Regions from separate parts of the Mus musculus genome. Here region 2 is linked to region 1. A link is a loop called in an ENCODE intact Hi-C map of the cell type or tissue named here. Cell type or tissue: left cerebral cortex. All regions are shown on one strand. Links, peaks and the distances in the headings refer to the core of each region. The heading gives the core; the rest is flanking DNA.

The links. A loop is a pair of places that touch in the nucleus more often than their neighbours do. Peaks named below come from ENCODE experiments on the same cell type or tissue, not always from the same donor. Only the 100,000 strongest peaks of a DNase experiment are listed, where the experiment ranks them.
Region 2: a loop joins it to region 1, with 11 times the contacts of the local background. A loop is called at or near these places in 18 of 42 quality-filtered maps.

Annotation. Positions count from the first base shown.
Region 1 is chr3:104,786,732-104,796,971 of GRCm38, forward strand. Rhoc (ras homolog family member C) reads left to right here and starts at 2,303. Exons shown (of 5, transcript NM_007484.2): 1 at 2,303-2,352; 2 at 5,158-5,321; 3 at 5,834-5,954; 4 at 6,169-6,299; 5 at 7,139-7,728. The coding sequence starts at 5,166. The coding sequence ends at 7,312. It overlaps Mov10 (Mov10 RISC complex RNA helicase), which reads right to left. Exons shown (of 20, transcript NM_008619.2): 15 at 10,239-10,240; 16 at 10,036-10,110; 17 at 9,129-9,254; 18 at 8,963-9,051; 19 at 8,594-8,715; 20 at 8,101-8,509. The coding sequence ends at 8,418. In left cerebral cortex, for the core only: CTCF peaks have their summits at 1,969 (motif pointing right) and 5,139; DNase peaks (open chromatin) are centred at 1,998, 2,309, 3,386, 3,785 and 5 more places; H3K4me3 peaks cover 1,930 bases; H3K27ac peaks cover 4,155 bases.
Region 2 is chr3:105,047,732-105,057,971 of GRCm38, forward strand. Cttnbp2nl (CTTNBP2 N-terminal like) reads right to left here and starts at 5,222. Exons shown (of 6, transcript NM_001163332.1): 1 at 5,169-5,222. In left cerebral cortex, for the core only: no CTCF peak of the experiment used is centred there; DNase peaks (open chromatin) are centred at 2,276, 4,378, 4,665, 5,343 and 3 more places; H3K4me3 peaks cover 3,349 bases; H3K27ac peaks cover 5,353 bases.

The sequences.
Region 1 (10,240 bases), core at 859-8,858:
AAGAGAACTAAGGTTAAAGTCCTGAGCATGGCATCTCAGAACCTTCATAATGTGATTCCAGCTACTGTTTCACTATCTTTACCACCCTCCTGCCTCCAAACTCTGGCTTGTCATAGCTCCAACTTAGTTTATATCCCACACTACCTTTTCTTGACTATTTCATCTGCTCTCCAGGACTGAGTACCCTACAGCCCCTAGATGCTGCCAAGGCAATTACCTCCAGGATTATAACTGTCTGTAGGAGGAGCCAATGGGAAGTAGCCATTAAGAGCAGGGGACTCTTTATTTTTTTTTTTTAATTTATTTTTAGTTTCATGTGCATTGGTGTTTGGCCTGCGCATGTGTCTGTATGAGGGTGTTGGAACTGAAACTCCCTGGAACTGGAGTTATAGACAGTTGTGTGCTGCCATGTGGGTGCTGGGAATTGAACCAAGGTCCTCTAGAAGAGCAGCCAGTGCTTTTAACCATGAGCAATCTCTCCAGCCCCAAGAGCAGGGACTTGTAAGTCTGAGTGTTTTGACCCCCAAACACTAACTTCTTTGAGCCTCCACGCCTCATTAAACTGTAGATAACAATAATGCCTCGTAAGAACTAAACATGGTATGGGTGGGGAAGGACAAGGTTCACATAATAAAGCTTCAAGAACTGTTAGCTATGTTCGACTGTCTGTTCTTCATTTAGACTGTAAGTTTGTTTGCTTATTTTTATCTATGTTTTGTTCAAGATAGGGTTTCTTTGTGTAGCCTTGGCTGTCCTAGAATTAGCTAAGTAGTTTTGGGACACTAGGGTGGCCTCAAACTCATAGAGATCCTCCTGCTTTGGTCTCTCAAGAGCTGGGATTAAAGGCATGCACCACCACTGCTGGGCTAGACTATACGTTATCTGAAGGCAGAGTTTCATGGTTAGTACATAGTTTTCAGTTCACATTCAACCAATGTTTACTGAATGAATTCAGAGGCCTGGTGGACAAAACACCCTTCACCTCAGTTATATGATTTATCAAATGTATGGTCCATGCTTCCAATCCTGAGTGAGTGTCTACGTATGTTGTCTGCCTGGATTTGAGACAGCTTCACTCCACAGCCTATGTTGGCCTGGAATTTGTGGTAACTCTGCCCCCTCGGGAGTGCTGAGATGACAGGCATGAACCACCCGGCCAGCTGCACCTGCAGTAGACTCCATATGACATACATTTATTCTGGGAAATACTTGTTGAAACCTATGACGAGCAGAGTTTGGTTGAATGGTACAGAGGGCAGGTAGGAGGGGGAGCATGGCAGGCAGCAGGCAGCCAGCACCTGCCTGGGTGCCTCACAGGCCTGCTTGTAAATTTGACTGATTTAGTTTTTGTAGCCCAGGATGGCCTGGAATTAACTCATAGAGATCCATCTGCCTTTGCTTCTTGTGTGTCATCGTGGCTCACCTCACTGGAAATTCCTGCTGTCACAAATAGTGAGAAACCACTTCTCTGGGCTTCATTTTCTTTACAGGCAAAAGGGAACGGGTATGGGTGAACTTATTCCAGAGTTAGAGACCTGTGTGTTTAAAGTATCCAGCACTAGTAAATAAAGCATTGGTAGATTTCCTTATACACCCATTTCTTTGGCTCTTTATAAGGAAGGAGATACAGGATCAGGTAAGTAACACCTCAGATTGGGATCAACAGCACAACAATACAATAGGAGTGTGAGGTCAGTTTCCAGCTGAGGACACGGCAGCACTTCCAGGAGTGTGCTCTTAACAGGACGTCGGGAAATTCCCAGCGAAGGAAGGAAGGGACTTTTAAGGCGATGGTGGCTGGGGACTGCAGATCACAAAAGGTCTCCAGGGCTCTGGATAGCGTCACGTTGCACTTACTGCAGTGATTCCTGGATAAGAGAGTGGGCAGCTTCTGTATAACCCATCCCCTCGGTCACGGGTAGGGTGTAGGAAATACTGGAGCTTCGAGGTCTGGATGGCCACGCGAGGGCAGCAGTGGCCCTCGCTGACCCCACCCTGGAAGCCGCTCAACTTTCCCGAAGCTGGTCCGCCCCCCACGGGTTGGAAGTGGGGCAGAGGCCGAGTTATCCGGGGTCCCACCCGCCCGCTCACCACCCAGCAATCCAGACATCTCCGGGCACAGTTCCTCCAGCTCCAGCCAGCCCTACGCCCCTTGCCGGGTCCTCAGCCGGGGTGACCTGCGGCCGCCCGGGGCCGGGAGCGGAGGCGGGCCAAGCTAAGGGCCGCCCCCGTCGACCCCCCCCCCCTTCCCTTGATGGACCCGCCCCAGAGCGGTGCTGGAGAGTGGGGCGGGGCCCGGGTCAGTCTCAGCCTCCGGCACTGGCCGCGCAGCTGGAGGCGGTGGAGCCCAAGGTACCGGGGCCCCAGCTGGTGGGTGGCGAGGCGTCGTGGGAACTGACCTCGGAGGAGAGCACTTTCCCGATTCCCGGATCGCTCCGGGAGCGGCTTGGGGGGCGGGGGGTGTTCCGGGCCAGGCAAGAGAGAGCGCCCCAAGCTGTGGGCCAGGCGCTCTAGCCTTCCAAGCTCTCGAACCAGAGCCCAGAGTCCTTCCCTTTCTGAGTCTTTCCTTTCTGGACCTCCCTAGCTGGGCCAGGGACACACTTAGATCTCCGTGAGCGACTCAACCCAGACGCTCCAGTTCCGGGCAGGGAGTAAGAAACAGGGCCTCAGGCTGGCTAGGGGTGGGAGTTCTGGCCTGGGATGGGGAATGGCGGGAATAGGGATGGGATGTGACCACTGGAGGCTGCTACTGCTTGGCGGGTCTGGACGCCGCCCTAGACGGGTTTTGGAGCTGATCTGAGCTGAGAGGTTGAGAAGACTAGGAAAGATCCCGCTCCTGTGTTGTGTATATGTGTCTGAGAGTGAAGGGGGGTGGGGAAGAACAAAACACCCCAATCCCCAACTCTTCCTCGTACCCTCTTGGGAAGTTAGGGAGTGTTAGGGAATTGGGCTGAAAGCTGGAGTCCAGCTCTTCCTTGACTTCTGGCTTTAAAGTTAAGGAAAAGGTGTTGCCCGAAGAGTGATTCCTCGCCTAGATCTCGGGGGGAGCAGAGTACAAAGGCCTGTTGGATCACCTGGGAAATCAAGAGAATAAGGAAGGCTAGTGGCTTGTCCTAGGGAAGGTCCCAGAAGTTCCAGACCCCTCTCCCGGCCCTGGGTGAAGTTTTCGTTGTCTCTCTTAGGGTTAGTGGGGCAGTTCCGCTGGAGCCGCCTTTCACAGGGAGTGTTAGCCAGGCCATCCATGCCATGTTGGCCTTCGGCCTAATGTCCCGGCTTGGCCTGAGTCCCCAATTATTCTGGCCTAAGCAGAGCCTAGATGCAAAGTCTTCGGAGCTGGAGGCTCTAACACAGCCACGAAGTTCCGGCCTCTGCCTCCCACCATCAGATGCTCAGCCGCCTTGCTGCTGTGGGACAGCCGGGGCTCACGCATGGGGATGTGACTAGTGTTTAAGTGTCCTAGGGATCACGCTCCATCCACACTGCCCACCCTGGCTTGGGGCTGTCCCCGCCAGCCTGTGTACAGCTAGACTGGTTGAATTAATGGGAGTAGGTGGGGAAGTTGGAGGAAATCCTGTGGGTTACCTGGATATACCTCTCAGACCTCATTTTTGAAGGAGATATGCAGCATAGCGAATGCCTTCTTCCCAGTCTTTCGGGGGTACCAGGGAAAGCCCCTTGAGATGGGGGGTGGTAAGTGTGGCTGTGCATACGCAACTCCTATAAATTCTCTGTGACTCATGTCCTCTTTCCTCACATCCCAGTTTTGTGTGTGTGTGTGTGTGTGTGTGTGTGTGTAGGTGTAGGGGAGGGAGGAACCACCCAGGCGCCTGATGCTGAAAAGAATCAGCCTGGGGCTGGAGTACTCTGCTTCCTAAAAGGCAGGCACAGGCCAGGGTTTGAGGTGGTTTGTAGGGAGCTAAGAGTTGAGCAGAGCCAGACAGGATGTGGGACTGAAAGGCAAAGCCAAGTTTGGGGCTGAGCTCAGGTTACTGTGCCCTTCTTAACTGCTCCCTGCCTGGTCAAAAGCTTAGACTGATCCTCACTAGTCCTTTCTTTGGAGGCTCCTCCCAGCCCAGGCTCTGGTTCCCTCCCCCACAGCCTTCGCTTCATCTCTACTCTGTCTGGCATGATCCTTGCCAGGCTGTGTAGGTCTGGAGACCTCACTGACCCGGTCAGCTCCCTGTGGTCTGAACTGCTCGTTCACGTGTGCTGGGGTGTAGGACACATATAAACTCTGAGAAGCTGACTCCTTCCTTATCTTGAGTCACAGGGAGGTGTCTGCTGGGCCTAAGGGTCAGCTGGTCACAAGGAGGAAGGGGCTGTTCCAGAGAGTGGGTGGAGGTGATTCCCGAGTGGGTTTAGCTCCGTCACAGCAATGCTGTGATAGATGTGTGGCTCCCCACAGTGTGGTCATTGTCCCCTGTCAGGGGCTGAGTGACCCAGTGTTGCTGCCAGGCCCAGAAAAGGGGATGGGTGGTGGTGGTGGTGGGGAGGCAGCGGAACAGGCTGCCTGACCGTGAGCTGCCAGGACTGAGCCTTCTTTGTGTGACTTGAGACTTTGGGGAAGGGAAGGGGGTGGGTCAGGGAAGCCAGCCTGCTTCCACTGGCCTCTGGCTTAGCTTCTCCCACTTCTGCTCTCACCTGTGAAGTGCCATGTAGGCAAGACAGACTGCATCACAAAGTCCTGTTTTGAGAGCTGTCCCTGTACTTTTGTCTAAACCACACTGAGCCTCAGTTTCCTGCTTATGTCAGGAAGGCCCGGAGTCAGCGAGAGGGACCCGGGAGATGCTCAGTGGGCGTGGTGCTTGCAAAGCAAGCATAGTCACCTGAGTTTGATTCCAGGACCCCATGCAAAGGTAGACTGACTTGTCTTTTACCACCACATGTGTATGTGCCTCGGCCAATAAAGAGTTTTTTGTTTTGTTTTCAAATGGGAAGGCCACCATCCACCTAACAGGCAGCTGGAGAGATGAAGTTGTAAGGTCTTCTGCCTGCAGGATTGGTTCTTGGCAAGAACAGGCCTTGGCGAACCCTCTTCTCTTCCTTTGCTGGATGCTGTGGTTTCTAGGCAGGCTTGAGGGGGTGGGTGGCTAGATAAGTGTTATTGAATTTACTGGCTTTCCCCTCCTCAAATCCCCACTGCCACCTGCCTGCCAGTTTCAGCCATGGCTGCGATCCGAAAGAAGCTGGTGATTGTGGGTGACGGTGCCTGTGGGAAGACCTGCCTCCTCATTGTCTTCAGCAAAGATCAGTTTCCAGAGGTCTACGTGCCTACCGTCTTTGAGAACTATATAGCCGACATCGAAGTGGATGGCAAGCAGGTGAAAGCCATGTATTTCTTGTTTTCCTGGCTGGGAAGCCTGTTCCCCCAGTCACACGGGGCCCATGGATGTCCTTCCTTACCACCCACCTCCTTCTTTATTTCCCTGCTGGAACCAGCAGAAGTTAGGAAGTGAAACTGGAACTGTAGAAAACCTGGATGCACTATCTGGTTGGACCACATACTGGCTCTGGAATCTGAGCCAAGTCCCTTTTGCCTGTGGGCTTAACTTCTCCCTACTGCAAAATGTGAATGAGAGTGAGACTTCTCCCAAAGGGTTGTCCTAAGAACTAAATGCTGCTGACAGTGGCAGCTCATACTACACCAAGATCAAACCCATCTTAGATCTTAAGAGAAGTGGATCATTGGTTTTGTGACTGATCAATACAACCCAGCACATAGCGAGCAGTTAAGATGTTGTTCAGCTAGCTTATAGGATGAGTGATTTCAGAGGGCCTCAGGGTGGTAGGGTTGGGGCCCTCAGGCCAACTGCTCAATAGCCTTGTGTGTCAGGTGGAGCTGGCTCTGTGGGACACAGCTGGGCAAGAAGACTACGATCGCCTGCGGCCTCTCTCCTACCCGGACACTGACGTCATCCTCATGTGTTTCTCCATTGACAGCCCTGACAGTTTGGGTAAGGCTTTGGAAGAATCTTGGGAGCATGTAGGTCCTGCAAGTCTCCTTTGCTATAGAGACAGTAGCCCTTGGGGTGAGGAGTGTTCACTGCAAAGGGCTTTGAGCTGTGCAAGGTACTGCCTGTTCAGTAGACTCCAGGGCTGCTATAGAAGACCTGGCTTCTGTTGCTAAGTAGAAGTGGGTACATCCACGTTTTGGTGATATCTCTGCAGAAAACATTCCTGAGAAGTGGACCCCAGAGGTGAAGCACTTTTGTCCCAACGTGCCCATCATCCTAGTGGGGAATAAAAAGGACCTGAGGCAAGATGAGCATACCAGGAGAGAGCTGGCCAAGATGAAACAGGTGGGTGGGGCTGCGCTGCTGGTGGTGAGGCAAGTTTCCCAGCCGAGATGCAAACAGCTGATAGCCAGTGGTAGCGGGACTGTGACGTTCATCTGCTGTCCTGTCCGAATGCTGGGAAGAACTAGAAGGGCCCCCAAGTAACTGAAGTATCAGAGAAGCGACTTGCCCGAGGGTGTGGGGGCTGTGTGTTAAGAGTTCCCTGGGGAGGGAGGGCATTATACACTGCTGGGAGAAGGCTCAGAGGGGTGAGTACTCGAGGACTTGCTAAATAACTCTAGCCAGTGGACTGTTTTACTTAGGGGAAGGTAGGCTATCTTGGGAGGCTAATTAAGGCTTTAGGTGGGGGTTCAGTCTCTGTTAGTAAAAGTACTCTGGTAGCTATGTAGTATAGACGAGAACAGTCTCAGCCTGTGGGTCATGACCCCTTTGGGGCTGCATGTTAGATATCCTGCATATTAGGTATTTACATCACGATTCATAACAGTAGCAAAACTACAGTTATGAGGTAGCAACAAAAATAATTTTATAGTGGGGGGGTGTCCCCACAACATGAGGAACTGTATTAGAGGGTTGCAGCACTAGAAGGCTGAGCGCCACCAGACTAGAGAAGACGGAGTATGAAGTCAGTTGGGCAGTAGGTACTTGTTCAGGGGGGGAATGGGTGCCGTAGGGGTGAGGCTGGGCGGGGGAGGGATCAGACAGAATTCTGCAATGGCAACCTGGGTCTTATGTCCCCAGCCTGGAAACTGGCCGTGGTAGCTGGACCTAGGAATTCTGCAGGGCCAGTCTGGAGGATGCTCAGTTACCCCTTCTTTTGACCCTGTATCTTGTCTTATCAGGAGCCGGTTCGATCTGAGGAAGGCCGGGACATGGCAAACAGGATCAGTGCCTTTGGCTACCTCGAGTGCTCGGCCAAGACTAAGGAAGGGGTGCGGGAGGTATTTGAGATGGCCACTCGGGCGGGCCTACAGGTCCGGAAGAATAAGCGCCGGAGGGGCTGTCCCATTCTCTGACTTCCCCAAAGCTTCCTCAACCCTCCCACCCTTCCCTTCCCAGGGGTACAGTTACCCTCCCCCACGCCATCCTTGTAGGACTCCATGCTGCCAGTTTCTTTTTTGGTTCCTTTCTGCCCAGGACTGCATGAGTTTCCCAGCCCCAAGTGGGGGCTGCTAGGCCCTTCCTCCCTGCCTCTGGGAACCGGGCTGGTGCCCTGCCTTTCCTGAGCAGGGCTCCTCCTCCAGAAGCGGTGGTCCAGGGGGTGGGGCTCTTAGTCCCTCTGGCCTTCCCCATATTACACACCAGCACTTTATATATTTTTGGCTCACAGGAGGAGTCTAGGGTAGGGACTGGGGTTTCTGCTTTGGGTAGTAGCCTTGTTATTTGACTTAACTTGGTGGGGACATGAATAAAGGTCAAAGGTTGCACCGTGTGTGGCAGCTTCCTGTCTTTACTGGCCTACCTTGGCTGTGAGCCTGGAGTCCCATCTTTTCCTCTTCATTTCCAAGTTGCTGGCTAGGCTGGGCCCCTGTCTGCTGAGGCAGGGCTGGGGGCGGAGGCAGCAGGGGACAGGGTGGAGTCTAGTACAGGATGAGGTCATGTTTGGCAGACTGCCTGGGTGGGTGAGGGGAGTGGTCTGGACCATTGGCTAAACATAGATGCCTGTGGGTTGGTTCCCTGTCCATCGGGTTTCCTCCCCGCTAAGCAGCTATGAAGGGGCGTGGCTCTAGGCAGAAACCCTCCTGGAGGGTCATCTTGGGGGCACAGGAAGCAAGACCAGGCTGATGAGACACACGCAAGAGGCTTTTGCATAGAACAGCATTTTGTTTTTCTTAAAGCAGCTCAGGGGCAGAGTGCTTGCCTAGCATATTTGAGGCTCTGGGTTCGATCCCCAGCACTGCAAAGGAGAGGGTTTAAAAAAAAAAAAAAGCTTTCTTCCTCCCCCTTCCTCCGAGTTTTAGCAGCTTGGGTTGTCTTCCCTAGCAGAGGAAGGGGCGGAATGGTCTGGGCTGTAAACTTCCCGGCCTTCCCATCTCTTGCAGGGACAGGAGAGCTGGGTTCTGGGTCAGGGATAGGCAGCAATAAGGCTTGGCTGGTGTGAGAAGGCGGGCGGCTGTGGCCTCAGAGCTCATTTCTCCACTCTGGCTCCACTTGTAAGGGCAGGCCCCCTTCACCCTCCCGCTCCTGGGGGAGATTCTGGTGACGGCGGGGCCCTGGGAGAAAAAAAAGAGACATCCTTGGTTATCCTGCCGGCTTCCCACACTTCACCTCCCTGGCCCAGCAGGGCCCATCCATACCTGAGGTAGAGGGGCTGAGTTTGCTCAGACCTTGGAGCAAGTCCTGTCCCTGCTGCAGGTCCAGTTTGGCAGGAAAGGGGCACCCGGTATATCCCCCGTTTTCTTTACAGAACTCCAGGAACCTGTGGGGTTCAGAACATCGGCATGCATGGGGAACTGCCAAGGAGCCGAGTCTGGCGGCCTCTGCTCGGCACTGTCACATCTGAGGCAGAGTTGCTCCACCTCACTTATTAATACAGGGTGGGCATTGTTAACACCAACAGCTCTGAGGACTAAGGGAGAAGTAAGCCAGTGCTTGTCGAGGACAAACCTGCCCCAGGCTGGGGCTCACGGTGGCTAAGAGCAACTATGGGGGCTGGGAACACTTACGTTTTCCAGTCTGGGTCGTGGCCTAGGAGGAGGGGGTTGCCCACTACGATGAGCAAAGCCTTGGCTCGGGTCACAGCAACATTGAACCTCTGGATGGAGGAAGCGGTGATGTCATCAAAGGGACAGGCCCCATGGAAGGACTCACGCCACCCACAAGCCTACCAACCTTGGGGTTCTTAAGGAAACCGAGGTTAAAGTCTAGATCCAGCTGTACAAAGCTCTGGCTGCTTCGGACGGTGGAGATGAGGATGACGCTGCGTTCTTGGCCTTGGAACTCTTCCACAGAGCCCACCTAGAGTGCAGACACAGGGCTTTAAAGATCAGATAGGCCTAGGAGGAACCACGGTGACAGACCTGCTCTAGGGGACAAAGCTGCCAGGGAGGTACAGACAAGACACTGGGTACTTGGAGATGAGTAAGAGAATCGCAGAGCCCGGAAGAGGGCAGAAGGCCTGCTGTGAAGGTCTGTGGGACAGAGCCAGTTATAGGGTGGGGGGCCTGGAAACTGTTCAAAGCAAACGGCACTGTGCTGCAAAGGAACAGAGTGGGAGTTCTCATCCCTGGAGGCAGCCACCAATTTGGTCAGAAATTCTGAGGGAGAGGCCAGTAAATCCTAACTCAGTGGTTTTCAACCCTGGCTCCACATATCACACTCACCTGTGGATCTTTTTAAAAACCATAACAATAAGAACAAACACTCTACCAGAGCCCTGGCTCTGCCTCGGGCAGCTATGTTAATTGTCTGGGTGGGATCCAAGAAGTGGCATTATTAAACTTTAATCTGAATCAGTGTTGAGCCACCCCTCAAGAACAGTTAAACTACGTAGGAGGCTTGGGGCAATATCATGTGACAGGTGTTATCACGTAACAGGAGGGGTTGGTAAAGGGAGTTTGGACTTTAACCTTAGGCAGAGGCCACACACCTGATTAAGGCAGTATGCGTTAACTGGCAGCCTGCCAGGTTCCACCTCAGAACCACCTGGGGGAAACCCCAGTTCCACTTTGAGTAAACAGGGTGGGACAGGACATAGCACAGGCCTAGATAAGGGGAGTATGATCGAGAGTTAGGTTACCTTCAAATCTTTGATGTCATCCAGTCCGCGAAGTTCTCGGTCAAGTTTTGTGATGCAGTAACGGATTTTTTCTACCTGGAGGGAGGAATAGGTGCCCTTCTCTTAGGCCATCCCCCTCACACAAGAGGAAGGCAGAGGCAGGCTGCTGGCCAGGGTGCTGGCGGGCAAAGAGGGAAGTCCTAGGCTTGGACTGAGGGCCTGACCT
Region 2 (10,240 bases), core at 842-8,841, 260 kb after region 1:
CTGGCTGGCACGGGCTAGCCGGTCACATGCCCCAGGGATCCTCTGGCTGCCCAATGTTGAACCCACAGGCCTGCAGCTGCACTGGCTGTTTGTGAGGGTGCTGCAGAGCAAAACTCTGGTCTTCACACTTATGCAACCAAGCCCGGACTAACTGAGCCAACTCCCCAGCCCCTTGTGCCTTGTTAAAGCAATATATCCTTGCTTCTCTTTCTACCCCTTTCCCCCGTCTCCTGGACTCCACACAAGGTCCCACACATTTCAGTGCTCACTAGGCTCAGAGGCAGGAGTTTTTGTGCTAATTTTCCTTTCTAGTTTACTAACAATTATGGGTTATAATCTTTGTTGCTGAAACAGAATTCTTTTAACAGCAAAGACACATTGAGATGGAATGTGTCAATGCACTTGATACACTGAGTTTGGATAGACTTTGCATTCTTTACTTCAAAGCTACCGTGAAGTCCTGTCTTCAGCCCCCAAACCCTTGCCATCCTCCACCTCCATTCTCAATTTCCCACCCCTATTTCTTTCCCATCCATTTTTGATTGGCCGTCAACTTATTCCTTTTAGATCAACAAGGAAGGTAGTTTTCAAATGCTTTAAATGAAAATTATCATTGAAAATTTCTTAAATCTTATAAGCATACCACACACAAACCCATTCAGAAAAGTTGCAGAGTGGCAGGCATCTGGAACAACTGGTGGTAACCTGTCTCTTGCCTTTGTTTTACACACACACACACACACACACACACACACACACACACACACGATCTGAATGCACAGCTATATGCTCTCAAAAAAAAAATCATTGGCTCAGATGTGTTACATTATGACCTGTACAACTCTGTTTTCCTCAACCCAGGGACCTCAGCTATTTAGATCTTATTTTATTAAGTGTATGAGTGTTTTGTCTACAGCGTCCATAAGTGCTGGTAGACATCAGAAGAAGATGTTGGATCCTCTGGAACTGGAGTGAAGGATGGTTCTGAGTTTCCGTGTGTGTGCTGGGATTGAAGCTGGGTCCTCTGTAAGAGCACTAAGTGCTCTTAACCACTGAGTGTCTCTCTAGCCCAAACCGTAGCTATTTACAGACAAATTTAAAACAAAACCAACCAACAAACACTACTTCACTTTTGCTAAAGTAGACCTTTTAGTATCTTTTCTCTTCTTCCTCTCTTTCACTTGGACTAGTAGGTAGTCTCAAAGGAGAGCCTCTTGCCTCCCCTCCAGAGAGCAGAAAGGGGTGTGTACATTAATTTCCATAACTCACGCGCCAAGTGCTAATAACAACAATGTTCATAATAGTATCTCTCAATGACCATTTCCTAAGAGGCACCTTGCTTAGTAGACCTATACAAACATGCTGGCAGTAGGTTCACACAATCTTTAAAACCAGAAAACTCTTCTGTTTCTAGCTCACAACTGAAGGGCTCTGAACTAGAAACAGCCTCTCTTCACCTCATGCCACTCAACATCAGTCCAATGGCAGTCTCTGAGAAACACCACAGAAAAGCTGAGAATTCAAACTCTTGTAAGAAAACCAACCGGGAGCCCCATCAGTGTGATTCTGATTTGGCACAGACCTGTAACAAATCAGGGATATGGCACTCACCAAGAGAATCTGAATGACTACTGTTAAGGACCCATGAAGTCCTGTGTACTGTTAATACAACTGGGAGTAAATAAAAGCACAAAAATTGGGATTGTCGGTATGGCTCAGGTGGAAGGTTTGAAGTTCAAGCCCCATCCAGCACAGGATTAAGAGAAAAGCACGAAACAACCCCCCCCCCCCCAAACCCTTAAAGGAGAGCAGCTGTCTTAGTTTGGTTTCTATCGCTATACTAAAACACCACTCAGCTATTAAAAAGAATGAATTTATGAAATTCCTAGGCAAATGGATGGACCTGGAGGGCATCATCCTGAGTGAGGTAACACATTCACAAAGGAACTCACACAATATGTACTCACTGATAAGTGGATACTAGCCCAGAAACTTAGGATACCCAAGATATAAGATACAATTTGCTAAATGCATGAAACTGAAGAAGAACGAAGACCAAAGTGTGGACACTTTGCCCCTTCTTAGAATTGAAAACACCACAATCAAAAGCAACCTGGGAAGGAAAGGGTTTACTTCCTCTTACAACTCTCAGCTCACACTCTATCACTGATGGAATTCGAGGCGGCAGGAACTTAACGTGGAAATCTGGACTGAGAAAATGAGGCAGAAGCCATCGAGGATTAGGAACACAATTTACCCACTTGCTCAGCCAGTTTATAACACTCAGGCCCCAAGCCTAGGGAGAGCACCGCCCAGGGTGGGCTGGGCACTCTCAACAACAATCATCAATCAAGAACATGCCCTACAGGCTTGCCCACAGGCCAATCCGGTGAGGGCATTTTTCTCAACTGAGTTTCCCTCTTTCCAGATAACTCTAGCTTGTGTGAAGTTGACATAAACTAGCCAGCACACTAGGGTCAAACCAAATACCCAGAAACTAAAATAAAAATTAACCAATAGTTCCTAACATGTTCTTCAGAACTCACTCCATCCCCATTAGGTCAGATTCTTGTACATATATATCTTTAAAATGACTACAATTGATCATGTTTATAAGTATGGCTCAGAATTCATGACAGTAAAAAAGAAATTATATACAGCACCTAACCAGAGGTATTTTCTCATAGGAAAGTCAATATTTTAGCCACTTCAGATATTGCAATTTCCTATTATGTCAGATATGGAAAAATCAAATTACACAAAGACAAGAAGGCAGATGGTTTAAACTAACAAGATGTGCCATACTTTATTAGATGTTATCTGTCTTAGTTTGACTCTTAGGTGAGAACTTTAGACTAAATTCAGTGTTCGTATTGGGCACTGTGGAAGCTACAAAGACTTCATGCAGTCTAAGAATAATTTAACGAAATGCACTAAACACGCACATACACGCACACGCACACGCACACGCGCACACACACACACACTGTCTGCACACAATGCTTTTCTTCATCTAACATGACCAAAAATGACACTGAAATGGTTAGAGGAACGAATTCTCCCAGAGTTGAACATCGGAGTACACGCTGTAATCCCAACAGGAACGGGAAAGCCACCCTGGGCTACATAATCTTCAGAAACATAGCGAGACACAGTGCTCCACTCTTGATTAAATAAAACAAACCCTCCAGATCCAAAGGTATATCAAACAGGTCTTGTTTATTGTGCCAAAACATCAATGAGATTACTCTGCTTCTCCTGTTTGTCCAGGCCCTGGAAATCACTGCTCCCTGGGTCTCCTGACGTCTCCTACCTTAGTTTATTTCCCTTCTCTACTCAGGTAATGAGACACATCTTTTAGGGCTTTCCTGTTTTACTTCTAGGGTTTTTTTTTTTTTAAACCCCTGCTGCTATTTCTGGGATAATGTATCTCTCCCTCCTATGGCAATAAACTTTGTGTTTGTGGGAGAGACCCTGCATACAGTTTCTTCTTTGTGCTTCCTCTCACTACATATCTGGAAACAATCATGGAACAGATCTGCAGCCCCCTAGAGTGGCTCTGAAACCTAGGAACCTGACTACTCAAAACTAATTACCTTCAGGAAGTCTACTCAGGAAGGCTGCAGACAACAGCCACTACAATCACCCTCTCTGATTGCAACTCCGCACCTCGCCTCTATCAGCTATAAATAACCAACAGGAAAATGAACTTGAGATAAAAACTTAAAATGCTAAAAATATGGAAAAATTAATAGGTGGTACTGCTGGCCACAGATGATGACTGGAGATTCAATGACATTAATGTCAGGACAAAATCATTTGTACTTTGCAACTGCTAAAATGCCAAAGACTTTAGTAGATCTTTACAGGGACTCTACAGAGACGTGAAAATTGAATTCCCAAGGCTTTTATCTGCCCTTCTCTCTGAAACTGAAAAGTACCTTTTATTTTAATGCTTTAAATTTTGGTTGATGATGATGGTGTGCTAGACACCACCACATTACATGTATATTCGTTTCCTTTGAGGGTAAAATCCCACTATAAAAGAGGGGTGAGACAGTACTCAGAGGCCACAGGACCAGATTAATTATAAACCTAGCCAACTGAACCTGAATTTTGTTCAAATACTTCCTGTCTTTTGTTTCAACCTGCCATACACCTTCAAGGTTAACTGCAGTTTCCCTGAGCAACGGACCAGCCCACTCCAAATTGGGAGATGGGGACTCCTTCTGCAAAGGCATTTACTGACTCCTCGGCACCATTTCATTTGAAAATATGGTATTATTCAGTGACTGTCAAACAATACACACTGCATTCCTACCCACACAAGGCCAGCTCTGCTGAAAGCTAACACACCCACCTTGCTATGAAATATGCGGATGCTTCCCTACTAAGTTCTCAAGAGAAGAAACCGGGTAGAAAGCAAAATCGAAAGGCAACTCAAACCTAAAAAGCCCCTAAAAGCTGGTTTCTCCCAAAAGAAACAGAAAGGGCAAGAAAGGTACAAAGGGCGATGGGAAGAAGATAATGTATAATTTAAGCCGGGGAGCTTTCAACACTCAGAAAGAGAATACAGGATCTGGGGAGGCTGTAGGAGCAATCACAGGCTGGGGGATGGGAAGAGCTAAAAGAGGGGGAAAGGCCGCTTTGGCTGTTGGAGGTGTCTGTCTGGGTTTCGTCTTTTTTTCTCCCCCTCGCCCATCCCTCATAAGGAAAACGCTGGTTTGTGTGTGTGTGTTTAAATCTTATACAGAACCCTAGTTCTGGACCCACGCTTGCCAGCAGGGACAGATGTGGGAAAGGATGTCTGAATTCGCAGGGATCCAATATAGGGGTGGGGGCTGCAGCCTAGAAAACGGTACCCACCAGTACCACTCTGAGGCTAGGGCTGGGCAAAAGGCGACCTAGAGTGAGACAGGTCAGGAGGAGACCCCTGCTGAGGGGCGGAGGCTAGCGAGAGACAATGAACAATCGTAAAGACCCCGGAGGATGCCGCGACGCCTCCTTGGGGAATCCCGGGATCTGGAGGCGGCGGCCCCGCCCCCTAGGGGGACCATCCCTACCCCGACAGGGACTTCTGCTGAAAGCCACTCACGCTCCGGGCCAGGAGGCTCTCTCGGAGACCCGGCTCCCCCGGCACCGCAGAGCCCCGAGCCCACGCTCCGTACCTGGCCTCGGCGCTCCGGGATCCTTCCCCGCCGCCGCCTCCGCCGCCCGCTCCCCATCCCCAGCCTCCCAGGACCCGCCCCTTACCCGCCGGCGGCAGTGACAGGCAGATACCCTCGCCAATCATAGCTTTACCCTTGCGGCTCTGAAACCAATCCTCGCCGCCTGAAGGCGGGGCTTCTCCAAAGTCATCCCGGCTCCTCCTGGGGCCGCAAGATCCCTTTTGTTTGGGAGAGCCAGGCTGGGATTGAGCTGGCGTCACTTCCGGGAGGAAGTACCCTCCTCTGGTCCGCTGGAGTCTGTGCTCGCTCTGGTCTCCGCCCGGGTTCTGCAACTTTTCAGGACCCTGGGAACACCTTGTGGTGGCTTAATTGAGGGTTTATCTAAAATGTGAATAAAAGAAGTGAGTTTTAGCGTTTGTTTTCGAATTAGTATTGAAAACCTAGTAACGTGTCTTCTTTGCCCCCCCCCCCTCTCTCTCTCTCTCTCTCTCCCTCTCTCTCTCTCTCTCTCCCCCTTGGGTGTGGTGCTGGAAAGCAAGGGCGCAAGACCATCTTCTTTACCACATCACACTATGTACACAAAGGGAGACGCTGGGGTGGAAGCACCTGGTAGAGAGCATAACCCCTACCGACTTGCCTTTCAGGGCAAAGCCAAATAGCTGCAAACTTACCTGGTGTTTCCCCACACTGTGCTTGCCATTCATGTATGTGGGGGGCTATTTTATATGTTTGGGCCCCGTCATACCGTGGACCATGCATTTGTAACGAAGCCGAAACGGAACAGTAGGATGAGGGGAAATGGCTGGCCTCTTGAGCACAGGAATGCAGATCTTAGTGATAGAAACAAGACCTGGAGGGAAGAGATTGCACTCTACCATACATAGCCTGCACTTCAGCACCACAAGTGACTGAACTGTTTAAATAGCCGCATTGCTTTAAAGAACTTGTAACACGTACATATAAGAACTCAAGTATTTGAGTGCACAAGTAACATATTACGCGGAATACATTATTCCTAATTTTCACAATATTCAGCAAGAGACTATTAGGGACACACACACACACACACACACACACACAAAAAGCCCTCTGCTCATGGTTCTCAACCTGTGGGTCACGACCCCCTAGACAACCATTATAAAAATATCTACATTACAATCTAGAACAGCAAAATTACAGTTATGAAGTAGCAGCGTAATTATGTTTGAGGGAGTCACTATAACATGAGGAACTGTATTAAAGGACAGTAGCACTAGGAAGGTTGAGAACCACTGCCCTAGGCAAACAGCCCTCGAGACAGGTACAGTTTACAGTCTGGGTAAAGAGATACCCAGCCCAAGTAATCACGGTTTAGAGGAAGTCAAACAGTATTTCTTGTCCACACAGCGCTTCGTTCATCCATATACTATCTGTGTCAGTGCTGTGTGGGAAGACTGTCTTACCCTGCAATGTGGATAGCACTGTAAGAAATTAAGATGAGAAGACGAAGTCAAAGAAACCAAGAGAACCGGAGGAAGGCTATAGAGTTAAGAACTGGAAAAGAAAAATGACAAGAATAACACCAAATCTGTGCCACAGTCTGCTAACCAGCCACCAGTTTCCACCGGGGGTGGGGGGGGGTGGGGGGTGGGGGTGGGGGTGGTGGGGGGGCCTGTTGAGAGGGAAGGGTGGTGATTAGCATAGCAGCAGAGTAAAGCCAGCAACTCCATTGCAGGCTTGGAGACAGCATGCAGAGATGCTACAGTACAGCCCCCGTGCTTGTGGAACAATGACCTAGAGCACTAAGAGTTTCGCAAAGACAGCATGCTCTGTATTCAGAAAGACAGCCTTGTTGGATAGGGTGTGCACACCTGTAAATCCCATCCTGTGGGAGATGGAGGCAGAGGAGAAGCAGGAATTTGAGATCCTTCTTGGCCACACAGTGTGCTGCAGACCACCATGGCCAAAGGAGACCTCTCAGAATAGGACACAATGTCCGAAGTGATTTAAAGTCACAGTATTAGGTATAGGAATAGTACCACGGAGCCTGAAAAGAATCCATTTCCTCCTCCTTCCTTTGCTTTGCCTGTGGGTATGCACGGAGGAAGTGTCTCATTGCCAGACAATGAGGCAGATGTGGGACAACAGGCTATTTTTCTGCTGGATTCTGACTCACTCCAAGATTTGCTCCAGTGAATCAGCTCGCCCAGCCTTCCTCTCCCTCCCTTTGTAGCTATTAATCCACCACCACCCATTCTACTCCAAAGCTGACCTAATGGAAACAGTACCATGTGACCCACATCCTTTACAGCACCGAGCAGCTCCGGACGGACGCTCCGGGTTCCTTTAAGCCCATTCCTGAGCCAGGGTAGAAAAGCTCAACAGGATGAGGTCATCCTTGCCTTGTAAGACTCAGAGTCCTGAGAATGTTTAGATGGCTTTCAACTTATCACCCCTGGGGTAGTGAACAGGCAGGGCTCTGCGCCTCAGATAACCTTCAGCCTTCAACGGTGTCTGTGAGTTCTGGAACCTTATGACTTAATGTGGAAAACTTGTAAATAAGCTTAGGGTCCTTGGCACGTAGAGCGAGAAAATAGGCTCACAATGTCTTGAATAGGTAAACACGGTCCACCGCGTTCTGGGGTATTTGGTGTAATCAGCTTGTCCATTAATATTTATTAAATGGTTCCCGTGTTCCGGCAACGACTTCATGTCATTTAAGTACTAAAAGATTGCAATTTGGGTCAATTTTTTCCCCCTTTTTTCCTCAATTGGCAAATGCACCGTAGATGTCCTAAGTGTTTGTTGCTGGCCTGGAAGGCCATGGTAGAGCAAAAGAGGTTATACTGGAAATGAAGACAACAAACCCAGGTCTGGTCACTGCCCTGTCATAAACTGTTGTTAACAAATCACCACCGAGTGGGCGGCTTAGAACAACACAGCATGTTCTCTCTGTCTGGAGGCCAGAGGTCTTCAAGCAGTTGTTGACAGGTTGTGTCCTTCTGGGGGCTGTGAAGACACCCATCCCATGACTGTCTCCTGATTTGTGGCTCCAGGCACTCCCTGGCACTTCTTGGCTCTTGCATCACCCCAGTGTCTGCCTCTATCTCGACCTGGCCGCCTTCCCTTTTGCCTCAGTATTTCTTTCTATATGTCCTCCTCTTTCATAAAGACACTTAGACATATGGGACTTAGAGAGCACTATGACTGTTTTCTTTTGTGAGCTGGTGTCTCTTTATATAGACCATGCTGGCCTGGAAATCACAATAGGTGGATGTATAAGCATGTACCCCTGTGCTTGGCTCATCTTAACTCATGATGTTTACGAAGACCCTATTCCAAACTAGTCCACATTCTGAGGATTGGGGTGGACAGTAGTGTTTAGAGGACCAGCTTGGTACTAATCTAGTCGGCAATCTCCTCACTTAATCCTAATCATATATATATATATGTGTGTGTGTGTGTGTGTGTGTGTGTGTATGTGTATCTGTATATGTGTGTGCTTATATATTATATGATATGCTATAATATATAATGGTTTATAGTGTATATTATACCAATTAAATATTAAATTGTGTCCCAGGTACTGTGGAGTTAATTTATATAAAGCACCTGTGTCAGTACCCTAGGAAGAATATTAATATTCCCATTTTTCCAGATTTGGAAAATTGAGTTCAAAGAGGCCCACAACTGAAGAATTGGGTCAAGTCTTTTTCTGAAATGGGAGAACTTTGTAGGTAGACATTTTAAGTGTTTGGGAGGCAATGATAGAGTAAAGGAGGTTGGACTGGCTAAATACAGAGCACACCCTCACAATTACTGTGTTGCATCACCTCTCACCATGCTCAGTGGGTTAGGACAATAGAGAATGCAGCAACATCTTTTCGGTTTGTGGGGCCGGCGAGATGGCTGGGTAAGGGCACCTGCTGCCAAGCCTGACGATGGGAGCTCTGTTCTTGAAACCCAGGTGGCAGAAGGACAGAGTGAACATCTACAGACTGTCCATTAAGTTCTTTTAAAAATTTTTATGAACGAAGACCAAAGTGTGGACACTTTGCCCCTTCTTAGAAATGGGAACAAAACACCCATTGAAGGAGTTACAGAGACAAAATTTGGAGCTGTGACGAAAGGATGGACCATCTAGTGATTGCCATATGCAGGGATCCATCCCATAATCAGCGCCCAAACGCTGACACCATTGCATACACTAGCAAGATTTTGCTGAAAGGACCCAGTTATAGCTGTCTCTTGTGAGACTATGCCGGGGCCTAGCAAACACAGAAGTGGATGCTCACAGTCAGCTATTGGATGGGTCACACTGCCCCCAATGGAGGAGCTAGAGAAATTACTCAAGGAGCTAAAGGGAACTGCAACCCTATAGGTGGAACAACATTATGAACTAACCAATACCCCGGAGCTCTTGACTCTAGCTGCATATGTATCAAAAGATGGCCTAGTCGGCCATCACTGCAAAGAGAGGCCCATTGGACTTGCAAACGGTATATGCCCCAGTACAGGGGAACCCCAGGGCCAAAACGGGGGAGTGGGTGGGTAGTGGATGGGGGGGGGGTGGGTATGGCGGACTTTTGGAATAGCATTGAAAATGTAAATGAGGAAAATACCTAATAAAAATAAAATAAAATTTAAAAAATTTATGTGTATTCGTGGTTTGTCCACATCTACATATATGTGAGGGCATCAGATCCCCTAGAACTGGAGTTACACAGTTGTGAGCTACCATGTGGTTGCTGGGAATTGAACCTGGGACCTCTGGAAGAGCAGCCACTGCTCTCAACCACTGACCCATCTCTCTAGCCCATTATTTAACTTCTACACTCAGGTCATGGCAATGCAAGCACACACACAAATACATGAATAAGCATAAATAATTTTTTTTTTAAAGATTTATTTATTTATTTATTATATGTAAGTACACTGTAGCTGTCTTCAGACACTCCAGAAGAGGGCATCAGATCTTGTTATGGATGGTTGTGAGCCACCATGTGGTTGCTGGGATTTGAACTCCGGACCTTTGGAAGAGCAGTCGGGTGCTCTTACCCACTGAGCCATCTCACCAGCCCACATAAATAATT